2 separate regions of the Homo sapiens genome follow, and region 1 is linked to region 2. A link is an interaction called in ENCODE POLR2A ChIA-PET data of the cell type or tissue named here. Cell type or tissue: HCT116. All regions are shown on one strand. Each heading gives the region's core, and the rest is flanking DNA. Links, peaks and the distances in the headings are about the cores only. Region 1 overlaps MAT2A (methionine adenosyltransferase 2A). Region 2 has its middle 47 kb from the start of PARTICL.

Evidence for each region. Peaks named below come from ENCODE experiments on the same cell type or tissue, not always from the same donor. Only the 100,000 strongest peaks of a DNase experiment are listed, where the experiment ranks them.
Region 1: POLR2A ChIA-PET joins it to region 2 with 5 read pairs; 22 of 35 experiments call an interaction of 5 or more read pairs at or near these places.

The regions. Positions count from the first base shown.
Region 1 is chr2:85,543,510-85,548,885 of GRCh38, reverse strand. MAT2A (methionine adenosyltransferase 2A) reads right to left here. Exons shown (of 9, transcript NM_005911.6): 9 at 3,605-5,216. The coding sequence ends at 5,114. GGCX (gamma-glutamyl carboxylase) reads left to right here. Exons shown (of 15, transcript NM_000821.7): 15 at 1-4,166. Among named protein-coding and RNA genes, the nearest start is that of MAT2A, 7.0 kb to the right of the region's middle. In HCT116, for the core only: no CTCF peak of the experiment used is centred there; DNase peaks (open chromatin) are centred at 2,105, 2,515 and 2,800; H3K27ac peaks cover 2,295 bases.
Region 2 is chr2:85,488,793-85,494,171 of GRCh38, reverse strand. It overlaps the pseudogene RPSAP22. Among named protein-coding and RNA genes, the nearest start is that of PARTICL, 47 kb to the left of the region's middle. In HCT116, for the core only: no CTCF peak of the experiment used is centred there; no DNase peak of the experiment used is centred there.

The sequences.
Region 1 (5,376 bases), core at 373-5,372, 54 kb before region 2:
TTTGGTATTATTCTAGCCTTTGGTGAGCAGAAGGGGAGGTAAAGTAAGAATTAACTAAATTTAGTAAGGGATTAGGGAATGCTTAGACATTTTGTAGGTTGGGGTATACAAGGGTAACTCAGGAAGCTCCTCAGTTCAGTGAAAATTCAAAGGGTTGGCACTGAGCTAGGAAGCGAGAATGCAGGGTTATGAAAAAGGATCCCTGCTTTGGGAGCTCATGGACTTGTAGCAGAGACCGGTAGTAAATTGGCAGTCTCAGTAACTTCTGTAAATGATTGCATCTCTTTGCAGGCTTCTCTTCCCATACTCTCCCCCACTCCTCCTTGGACAGTGTTCCGGGGGTTCTTTCCTAAGCAACTGCTTTTTCAGTATACATACTTCAGATGATTGTGTCTACTCCAGGATTTCCAACGATGCTAGGTTTCTTTCCTGTGCCCTAGACGTATAGGTCTAAGTTCCACCTGGATATCCCACAGGGCTATCAAGCTCAGTTCATCCTAAACAGAACTTACATTCATCCCCAACTCAGACTTCCTTATTCTTTATTATTGAATGGCAGCTCTGTACCTTAGCCAAGCTGTTATCTCTAGGTCATCAGCCTTGACTCTTCCTTTTTCCTTGCATTTCTTAAAATTGCCAAGTCCCATCAATTTTACCTCCTGGATACCTCTTGAATCTATTTTTTTTTAAAGACAGGGTTTCACTCTATCACCCAGGCTGGAGTTCAGTGGCACAATCTTGGCTTACTGCAGCCACCACCTCCTGGGTTTAAACGATTCTTCCACTTCAGCCTCCCATGTAGCTGGGACTACAGGTGCCCACCACCACGCCCAACTAATTTTTGTATTTTTAGTAGAGACATGGTTTCCCACATTGGCCAGGCTGGTCTCAAACTCATGACCTTAAGTATCCACCTGCCTTGGCCTCCCAAAGGGCTGGGATTACAGGTGTGAGCCACCGTGCCCAGCCAAATCTGTTTTCATTACTACCTATATCTGTATTTTCAACCTTTGTATTAGCATCTAGTTAGGGATAGACCAGGACAGGGCCGACATGTTAGTTGTCAAGCAGATTGCCACCCTCCCCCACCACTGAGGAGGCCAAATGGAGTTTGGTGGAAAATCTCTAATTCATTCAAGGTATTATATGGGCAAGCAATGGCTGTGGCACAGGGTCCCCTGATTACTTTGTAAGAATGGGTGGGAGGGATGCTGATTTTCAATCCTTTTGCAGATCTTCTCTCATAGTAACACAATAGAAGATACTTTGCCACTATGTTGTTTGCCAAACTCACTGTACCTACTTGACTGGTAACAAAAGTCCCAAGAGTTACTTGGGAGAAGACACTTGAAAAAGTATTTTTCTAAATATGGGCAAGGATGCTGCCCTTCCCCAAACTGTTAGTATACCACCTCTCTGACCAATTTTCCCAAGGAAGATATTGGGGTAGGGTGAGGTGTAAAGAAAAAGTGGTCATGTAAATACTGGTAATAAAAGCTGTTCAGTGGGGTAGAGTTGGGTTGCAACTGTAGCCATTCTAAAAATGGGCTATCAATGTCCTTTTAGCCAAAAGACTTTAGTATACATCCTCCTCATTCTACCCTCAGGATTTGGATCTTTGCCCCTGATGGGTATCCATCCCCTTTGAAACTTTAGAAAGGCAGGTTATATACAGAATGTTCAACCTAAAGACATTTCCTTAAGTCATACTTTCATGCTTTCTAAACTATAATCACCCTTATCATCCCCTGCTGTTATGCTTTCCCTCTGCTCCCTGTGGCCTAATGTTCCTCCACCACCTTATTAACCTTCAGGATACTTTTCCCCTAGGCTGGGCAGGACAACACTATCCCCTTGGTCCACAAGCTCCCTCAAGGTTGGGGAATCTTTGTTTACTTAGCAAATACTGAACATAACCTTAAAGCGGTTACTTTTGAAAACTTCTCATGCTATTCTACCAACTTGGAGGCACCTATCCATGCTCATTCCCCTAATGTAGCCAATATGGTTATCTGCAATGTATTGGCATCTAAAAACTCCCTTATGAAACTGCCAGACTTGTTCTGGAACATTTCAATTACATGCAAAATTCAGGTTCTCAAGTTGGAACAAGTCTAATTGACACACCTGCATAGGTTTTAACCTTGCCCTCCCCCTACTTCCCAACAGATTTCCAAGTTTTTTGAGAAGGAACCTTGCTCTGGCCCAGGCTGGAGTGCAATGGCGCCATCTCGGCTCACTGCAACCTCTGCCTCCTGGGTTCAAGTGATTCTCCAGCCTCCTGAGTAGCTGGGATTACAAGCACCTGCCACCACACCCAGCTTTTTTGTATTTTTGGTAGAGACGGGGTTTCAGTTTGCCAGGCTGGTATCAAACCGTGACCTCAGGTGATCCACCCGCATTAGCCTCCCAAAGTGCTGGGATTACAGGTGTAAGCTACCATACCCAGATTTCCACGGCTTTTTTTTTAAGTCTCACTCTGTTACCCTGGCCGGAGTGTGGTGGCACGATTTCAGCTCACTGCAAGCTCCACCTCCCGGGTTCACGCCATTCTCCTGCCTCGGCCTCCTGAGTAGCTGGGACTACAGGTGCCTGGCTAACTTTTTTATATTTTTAGTAGAGACAGGGTTTCACTGTGTTAGCCAGGATGGTCTCGTGATCTGCATGCCTTGGCCTCCCAAAGTGCTAGGATTATAGGCTCACGCCTATATTACTATATAGTGGCCTATATTACAGGCCACTCCGCCTGGCCTCCAAATTTCCAAGTTTTTAAGTCTCCATGCAAACAGGCATAAGCAAGCACTCCTTGGCTCTACATTTGCAGGACAAGCTGGACCACCATTCAGATGTTGGTAGAAATGTAATCCAAGTGGCTATTCTCTATGCATGTAGCTCCTAGGTTCAAGAGCAGTGTGGTCTGCGGATTTTCTACACAACCTGCCATAAATGAAATTTAAGCCTTTGGAAATTTATAGCATTTTCAGCTAATTTGCATTATTTATCTCTGCAAGATATTGACTAGAAATCACGTTTCAGAACTTCTCAGATGAAAACATCATACAACCCTTAAAACTAAGCTCATAATTTAAAAATGTATGCAGATTAATAGGCTTAAATTGCCAGGACTTTAGATAGACATTACCACTTCCAGGTTAATACTTTTAGCGGTTTTTATGCCTTCAATGGTTTGAAGCCCTCAACCTTAGTTGAAAACTTAAAAATGGCATTGAATGGCTGCTGCAATAAGGACACATGAATTTTGGCTTAAGTGGACTAGGAGGACTAAATCTTGCTTAGGCTTTTAAAAAATGCCCACCCACTGGGTCTAGGGATTGAGGTTATTTTCCTGAATTATGGCTAATTATGGATTACAATTCAAGGTTAAAGATACACATATAGTATTCTCAGGTTATTCATATGATAGCATTTTTTAAGAGCCAAAGTCTCAGTCACCCAGGCTGGAGTGCAGTGGCTTGATAATGGTTCGCTACAGCCTCCAACTTCTATGTTAAAGTGATCCTCCTACCTCAGCCTTTCAAAGTGTTGGGATTATAGGCACGTACCTATGGCCCCAAAGCACTTTAACAAATGAGTAACAGACACAGTTAAGGTAGAACCTAGCATTTTATTTAGATCTTCATTAAACTGTTGGAATTGAGAACCAGACATACGTAATAAACCTCCAAAAATAGATCCTGAAAGGCACTTTCTGCTTAGGGCAAGCAGTCATGGAATAAGCATGTAAACAAGCTGGCTTCTCTGTACCACACCAGCCAAGTCAGCTTTCTCCATGGCCAGCCGCACCAGCTCTGCCCTCCCTTCTGTTAACACCAGCCAGACCCCCTGTAGGTCTAACCCAAGGTTTTTCTGTAGGACACCTTGGCCTACCTGGGAATGCTGGAAACATGTTGTTAAAGGAATCATGGTGTTGAGAGAAAAAAAAAAAATCTTTTAAAAGCTGCCATCTGAGGTGATGGCTTCTCTGTACTTACGCCATACCCCAGAATACAATAAATAAGCAATTAGAAAACGTTCAAGTATGAAGGGATTTCCTCCTCCCCGCCAAAAGCACTGCTCTCTGAAGGAAGCTGGTTTCTCTGTAGCTACACCAGCTGTTCAGAAAGCTCATTGGACCTGGTTTTGAAAATAAAACAAAGTTAAAACCCTGGGAGGAGTTATTGTGCAGTGTGGAGTACTCAGGCTTTCTTATAAAGAAAAAAAAAAGTTATCTGGTACCAAAGTGTGCAACCTACAGACCCTCAGGTACTGCCCTGTGACTTCTCTGTATGACATCACAAGGCTGCCAAGTGCCTGTTTTTCTAGAACTAGGAGTTGGTGAGGTTTGGCTAGTGCTGAAACCATGCATAGGATTGGTTTACTAAATTAAAACCTTATTACGTACGTCCTCCAAAAGACAGCTGAAAGTGGAGAGATTTTGATTTGGTGCTGTTAGAGGTGGCAATTAAGAGCATAAGCACCAGGGAGATGGTTTAATGGTAACTGCCTTTTTTGATGTCAGGCTGGAGCTCCAACTGGGAACTTGCGTTACATGCAAGATTGATTGGATAGGGAACACTCCCTGACAAAGAGCTACATAATTAGAAATGGATCAAGTTACAGGGAGGATAAGGGGAAGGCTTCACATTCATAATAGAGCTCAAGACATTACAAATTCATGCTGACAGGGCTGTGGCATTGCCAGACAGAGGCTATAAGTGGAACTACAAGTACTTTACGTGCACATCACAAGGACATTTTCAGCATCTGGTGGGGAAAGTCAATGCAATTATGACTTTGGAGCGTTGGGTGATAGGGCACAAAGGTTCAATTTCAAAGCATTATTTACTACAGTGTTGTTTCTAGGCAGTTACATGGATCACCTATGCTCACTAAATTCATTATAATGGTGAACAAAACACCTAGGGACAGAATAGCAAGCCCAACTTACAGTCCCCCACAAAAGCTAAAATTCATGTCATTGACTAGAGTGACTGCAACTGGTCAGGAGCTGAAAGAGGACAGGAAAATTTAGGAAGGAGGGCCCTTTCCCTCAGAGCTTGAAGGCTTCTCTGTAGCCTACGCCAACAAGTCTGGGGAAAAAAGGCTAACACTTTCAATATTTAAGCTTTTTGGGCACTTCCCATGGGAAGCTGTCCCTACCAAAGTGGCCATAGGCTGCAGTCCTCTGATAAATTGGCTTCTTCAGATCCAGATCCCTGGAATATACAAGTCCGTAACTTAATATGTAGCATTAAATTAAAATAAAGCAAAACAATCAGCAAGACTCATTTTCAAGAGCTCTGGCAAATGAGTTCTCTGGGATATGCTAGGAAAAAAATTTGTGGCAAAAGTGTTACTTCCCTGGTGTCCAAACTC
Region 2 (5,379 bases), core at 131-5,130:
CCTGACCTCTGGCAATCCACCCACCTCAGCCTCCCAAAGTGCTGGGATTACAGGCATGAGCCACCACACCATGCCTTGTTTTTTTTGTTTTTTTTTTGTTTGTTTGAGACAGGATCTTGCTCTGTCGCCCACACTGGAGTGCAGTGGCATGATCATGGCTCAGCCTTGACCTCCTGGGCTCAGGCAATCCCCCTGCCTTAGCCTTCAGAGTAGCTGGGACCACAGGGCATGCCAACATACTTGGCTAAATTTTTTATTTTTGTAGAGAAGAGATTCCTATGTTGCCCAGTCTGATTTCAATCTCCTGGGCTCAAGGATCCTCTTGCCTTCGCCTCCCAAAGTGCTGGGATTACAGGCATGAGCCACTGTGCCCAGCCAATTTTGGAACATACATTAATAACATATCCAAAATGTAATTTGAAAGTTAAACATCAGGCCAGGCACGGTGGCTCACACCTGTAATCCCAGCACTTTGGGAGGCTGAGGAAGGCGGATCACCTGAGGTCGGGAGTTCGAGACCAGCCTGACCAACATGGAGAAACCCCATCTCTACTAAAAATACAAAATTAGCCAGGTGTGGTGGTGCATGCCTGTAATCCCAGCCACTCAGGAGGCTGAGGCAGGAGAATTGCTTGAACTTGGGAGGTGGAGGTTGCAGGGAGCCGAGATTGTGTCATTGCACTCCAGCCTGGGCAACAAGAGCAAAACTCAATCTCAAAAAAGCAGAAAAGCAAAACAACAAAAAAAGAAAGTTAAACATCATTTCTTATTTGACAATGCTTCCCATGTCACTTAAAATATTAAATAAGCCTGCTTATTGTCTCTCTTTTGGATGCTGCAGGGGCCTCCTGTAGCATTGCAAAGTTAGTTTGTGGCCTAAAAGACTTAATTTTGAATTTAAAATTTGATTTTGAGAAGCCTGTCAAAAATTTAAAACAACCAAAATAGGAGGCTGGGCATGGTGGATTACGCCTGTAATCCAAGCACTTTGGGAGGCTGAGGGGGAGTTCGAGACCAGCCTGGCCAACATGGTGAAAACTCATCTCTACTAAAAATACAAAAATTAGCTAGGTGTGGTGGTGAGTGCCTGTAATCCCAGATACTTGGGAGGCTGAGGTGGGAGAATAGCTGAGCCTGGGAGGCAGTTTGCAGTAAGCTGAGTTCTTGCCACTGCACTCCAGTCTGGGCGACAGAGTGAGACTCCATCTCAAAAACAAACAAACAAGCAACAAAAATAGGATCACAGATCACTGTAAAATAATATTTATTTAGCCAAAGTGATAATTAAAAGGTTTTAAAAAGCAAAAACCTTTATTCTTTGATAGAAAAGTCTGTTTTTCTAACAATCAAAAGACCTAATAAAGACAGCCTGAGATAGAATCTGTCTCTTCTCTTCCTTTTTTTTTTTTTTTTTTTGCAGTTTACTCAAAGATAAACAAAAATATTTTACTATCTCTTATTAATCCTACACAGGCTGGGTTTGGTGGCTCACACCTGTAATCCCAGCACTTTGGGAGGCCGAGGCAGGCAGATCACTTGAGGTCAGGAGTTCAAGACCAGCCTGGCCAATGTGGTGAAACCCCATCTCTACCAAAAATTAGCTGAGCATGGTGGTGCATGCCTGTAATCCCAGCTACTTGGGAGACTGAGGCAGGAGAATCGCTTGAACCCAGGGGGTGCAGGTTGCAGTGAGCTGAGATCATGCCATGGCACTCCAGCCTTGGCAACAGAGCAAGACTCTGTAAAAAAAAAAAAAACAAACTATACAAAATTCTTACTCAAAAGAGAAAATCAAATTTTAGTTCCATATAGTGTATTATCAATACTAAAGCTAACTTTAATGAAACCTTACCTTTCCTCACTTCTTAGAGAAGGGTCCATAGATCCATTGTTCTGGATTCCCATCATAACTTTTTTTTTTTTGAGACCGAGTTTCACTCTTGTTGCCCAAGCTGGAGTGCAATGGCACGATCTCGGCTCACCGCAACCTCCGCCTCTCGGGTTCAAGCGATTCTCCTGCCTCAGCCTCCTGAGTAGCTGGGATTACAGGAATGCGCCACCACACCTGGCTAATTTTTGTATTTTTAGTAGAGATGGGGTTTCTCCATGTTGGTCAAGCTGGTCTTGAACTCCCAACCTCAGGTGATCTGCCCGCCTTGGCCTCCCAAAGTGCTGAGATTATAGGCGTGAGCCACCGCGCCTGGCCAACTTTTTATTTATTTATTTAAAATAGAGATAGGGTCTCACTGTGTTGCCAGGGCTGGTCTCAAACTCCTGGGTTTGAGCAATCCTCACACCTCAGCCTCTCAAAGTGCCGGGATCACAGGCATGAAACACTGTGTCCAGCCCTGTCATAACTTAAAGGGAAACTTTTACGATATTTGGAGCACTGATGTTCTGGAAATTAAGGAGGAGGGTGTCCTCAAGTTCCTTGCAGCAGGAAGCCACTTAGGTAGCACCAACCTTGACTTCCAAATGGAACAGCACATCTATAAAAGGAAAAGTAATGGCATCGACATCATAAATCTGGAGAAGCTTCTATTGGCAGCTTGTGCTATTGAAAACCCTGCTGATGTCAGCATCATCCTCCAGGAATACTAGCTGGTTGGCTGTGCTGAAGTTTGCTGCTGCCATTGGAGCCACTCCTATTGCTGGCTGTTTCATTCCTGGAACTTACACTAACCAGATCCAGACAGCCTCCTGGGGGCCATGTCTTCTGGTGGTTACTGGTCCCAGGGCTGACCACTGGCCTCCTACATAGGCCTTTTATGTTAACCTGCCTACCATAGCTCTGTGTAACACAGATTCTCCTCTGCACTGTATGGACATTGCCATTACATGCAACAAGAAGAGAGCTCATTCAGTGGGTCTGATGTGGTGGAGGCTGGCCTGGGAAGTTCTGAGCATGCGTGGCACCATCTCCATTGGACACCCAAGGGAGGTTATACCTGATCTCTAATTCTATAGAGATCCTGAAGAGATTGAGAAGGAAGATTGAGAAGGAAGAGCTGCTGAAAAAGCTGTGATCAAGAAGGAACTTCAGAGTAAATAGACTGCTCCACCTCCTGTATTCACCGCTGCTCAGCCTGAAGTTGCACACTGGTCTGAAGGCATGCAGGTGCCCTCTGTGCCTGTTTAGCAGGTTCCTACTGAAGACTGGAGTGCTCAGCCTTCCACAAAAGACTGGTAGGCAGCTCCCACTGCACAGGCCACTAAATGGGTAGGAACAACCACTGAGTGGGCTTAAGCTATTCTTCCACAGTCTCTTAAGCAATGTGGAAATAAGGTTCATGGAAAATAAACATCAGTTTTCTAAAAATAAATAAATAATTAAAAGCTTATAAATAAATCCATCCAGTTTCAGTCAGCTTTTGACCCACAAGATTTTCATAAACATTTTATAATCTCTTACACATTTTTTTCTATTCTCTTTCTCTTCCCAACTTTCTACATTCATTTAATGTTATTGATATCTTTTTTCTTCATTTAAAAACAACCTTTAAGGCTGGGCACAGTGGCTCATGCCTGTAACCCCAGCACTTTGGGAGGCTGAGGTAGGAGGATCACTTGAGCCCAGGAATTTGAGATCAGCCTGGGAAACATTGTGAGACCCCATCTTTACAAAAAAAGTTTGAAAATCAGCTGGGTAAGCCAGGCACGGTGGCTCACGCCTGTAATCCCAGCACTTTGGGAGGCTGAGGTAGGTGGATCACCTAAAGTCGAGAGTTCAAGACCAGCCTAACCAACATGGAGAAACCTCGTCTCTATTAAAAAATACAAAATTAGCTGGGCATGGTGGCGCATGCCTGTAATCCCACTTGGGAGGCTGAGGCAGGAGAGTCACTTGAGCCCAGGAGGTGCAGGTTGTGGTGAGTTGAGATCACACCATTGCACTCTAGACTGGGCAACAAGAGCAAAACTCCATCTCAAAAAAAAAAAAAAAGAAAAAAGAAAAAGAAAATCAGCTGGGTTGGCAGCACACACCTGTAGTCCAGATACTCAAGAGGCTGAGGTGAGAGGATTGCTTGGGCCTGTCAGGTCAAGGCTGCAGTCAGCCATGATTGCTCCACTGCACTCTAGACTGGGTGTCAGAGTGAGACCCTGTCTCAAAAAACAAACAAACAAACAAACAAACAAAAAAACAACTTTTAAGTAACTTCTTAAATGCACAAATTTATTTTTTCTCAACAAACACACATCTTAATGCCTTTACAACTTTTATCTCCCCAAATACATCTTGCTTTTCTTTATACATGCTGTATACAGAGTTGTTTTCCTTATATTTAGTAGTTATTGCTTTTTTGTGCCCTTTTGGGTCCTGAATTTACACATCAGGCATAGATCTTGGGACAGGAAAGAGCTGTGAAGCAAATTCCTGGAAGATCAAACCCCTTCCAGCATGGCCAGGTAGCACAGCTGAGCCAGGGATGATGGGGCCATATTGGGTTTGGCTCTGCCTTGCAGCTGGCAGTCCAAACACTGAGGACATGCATATTTCTGCAGGCCTCACTATGGTCATCTGTCCAAACCCCAGAATCCAGAGACTCAAAACGAAATACAGTCATACAGTAAGATATGTGCAAGGTTTCAGGGAGCCCAGCAGCCAGACCTTACAGCTTTAGCTCAATTTAGACAAATCAAGCAAGTTTAAGAAATATTCCAGAAGTAGCAGTTTTATGACCTTAAAACATGTAATAGGCTGGGCACGGTGGCCCATGCCTGTAATCCCAGCACTTTGGGAGGCCAAGGTGGGCAGATCACTTGAGGTCAGGAGTTCGAGACCAGCCTGGCCAACATGGTGAAATCCTGTTTCTACTACAAATACAAAAATTAGCCAAGTATGGTGGCATACATGTGTAGTTTAGCTATTCGGAAGGCTGAGGCAGGAGAATCACTTGAACCTGGGAGACGGAAGTTGTGGTGAGCTGAGATCTCACCACTGCACTCCAGCCTGGGCAATGAGAGCAGAACTCCAGCTCAAAAACAAAAAACAAATTAAAAAAAAAAAAAAAAAAAAGGTAATAGAGACGATGTAAACCTGTCTGTCAGTAGACCCAGGCAAAAACAATTAGATTTAACTGACAATCCTGAAGCCTTTCCAACTTTCTTTCTTTTTTTTTTTTTTTTAATTGATCATTCTTGGGTGTTTCTCGCAGAGGGGGATTTGGCAGGGTCACAGGACAATAGTGGAGGGAAGGTCAGCAGATAAGTGAACAAAGGTCTCTGGTTTTCCTAGGCAGAGGACCCTGCGGCCTTCCGCAGTGTTTGTGTCCCTGGGTACTTGAGATTAGGGAGTGGTGATGACTCTTAACGAGCATGCTGCCTTCAAGCATCTGTTTAACAAAGCACATCTTGCACTACCCTTAATCCATTCAACCC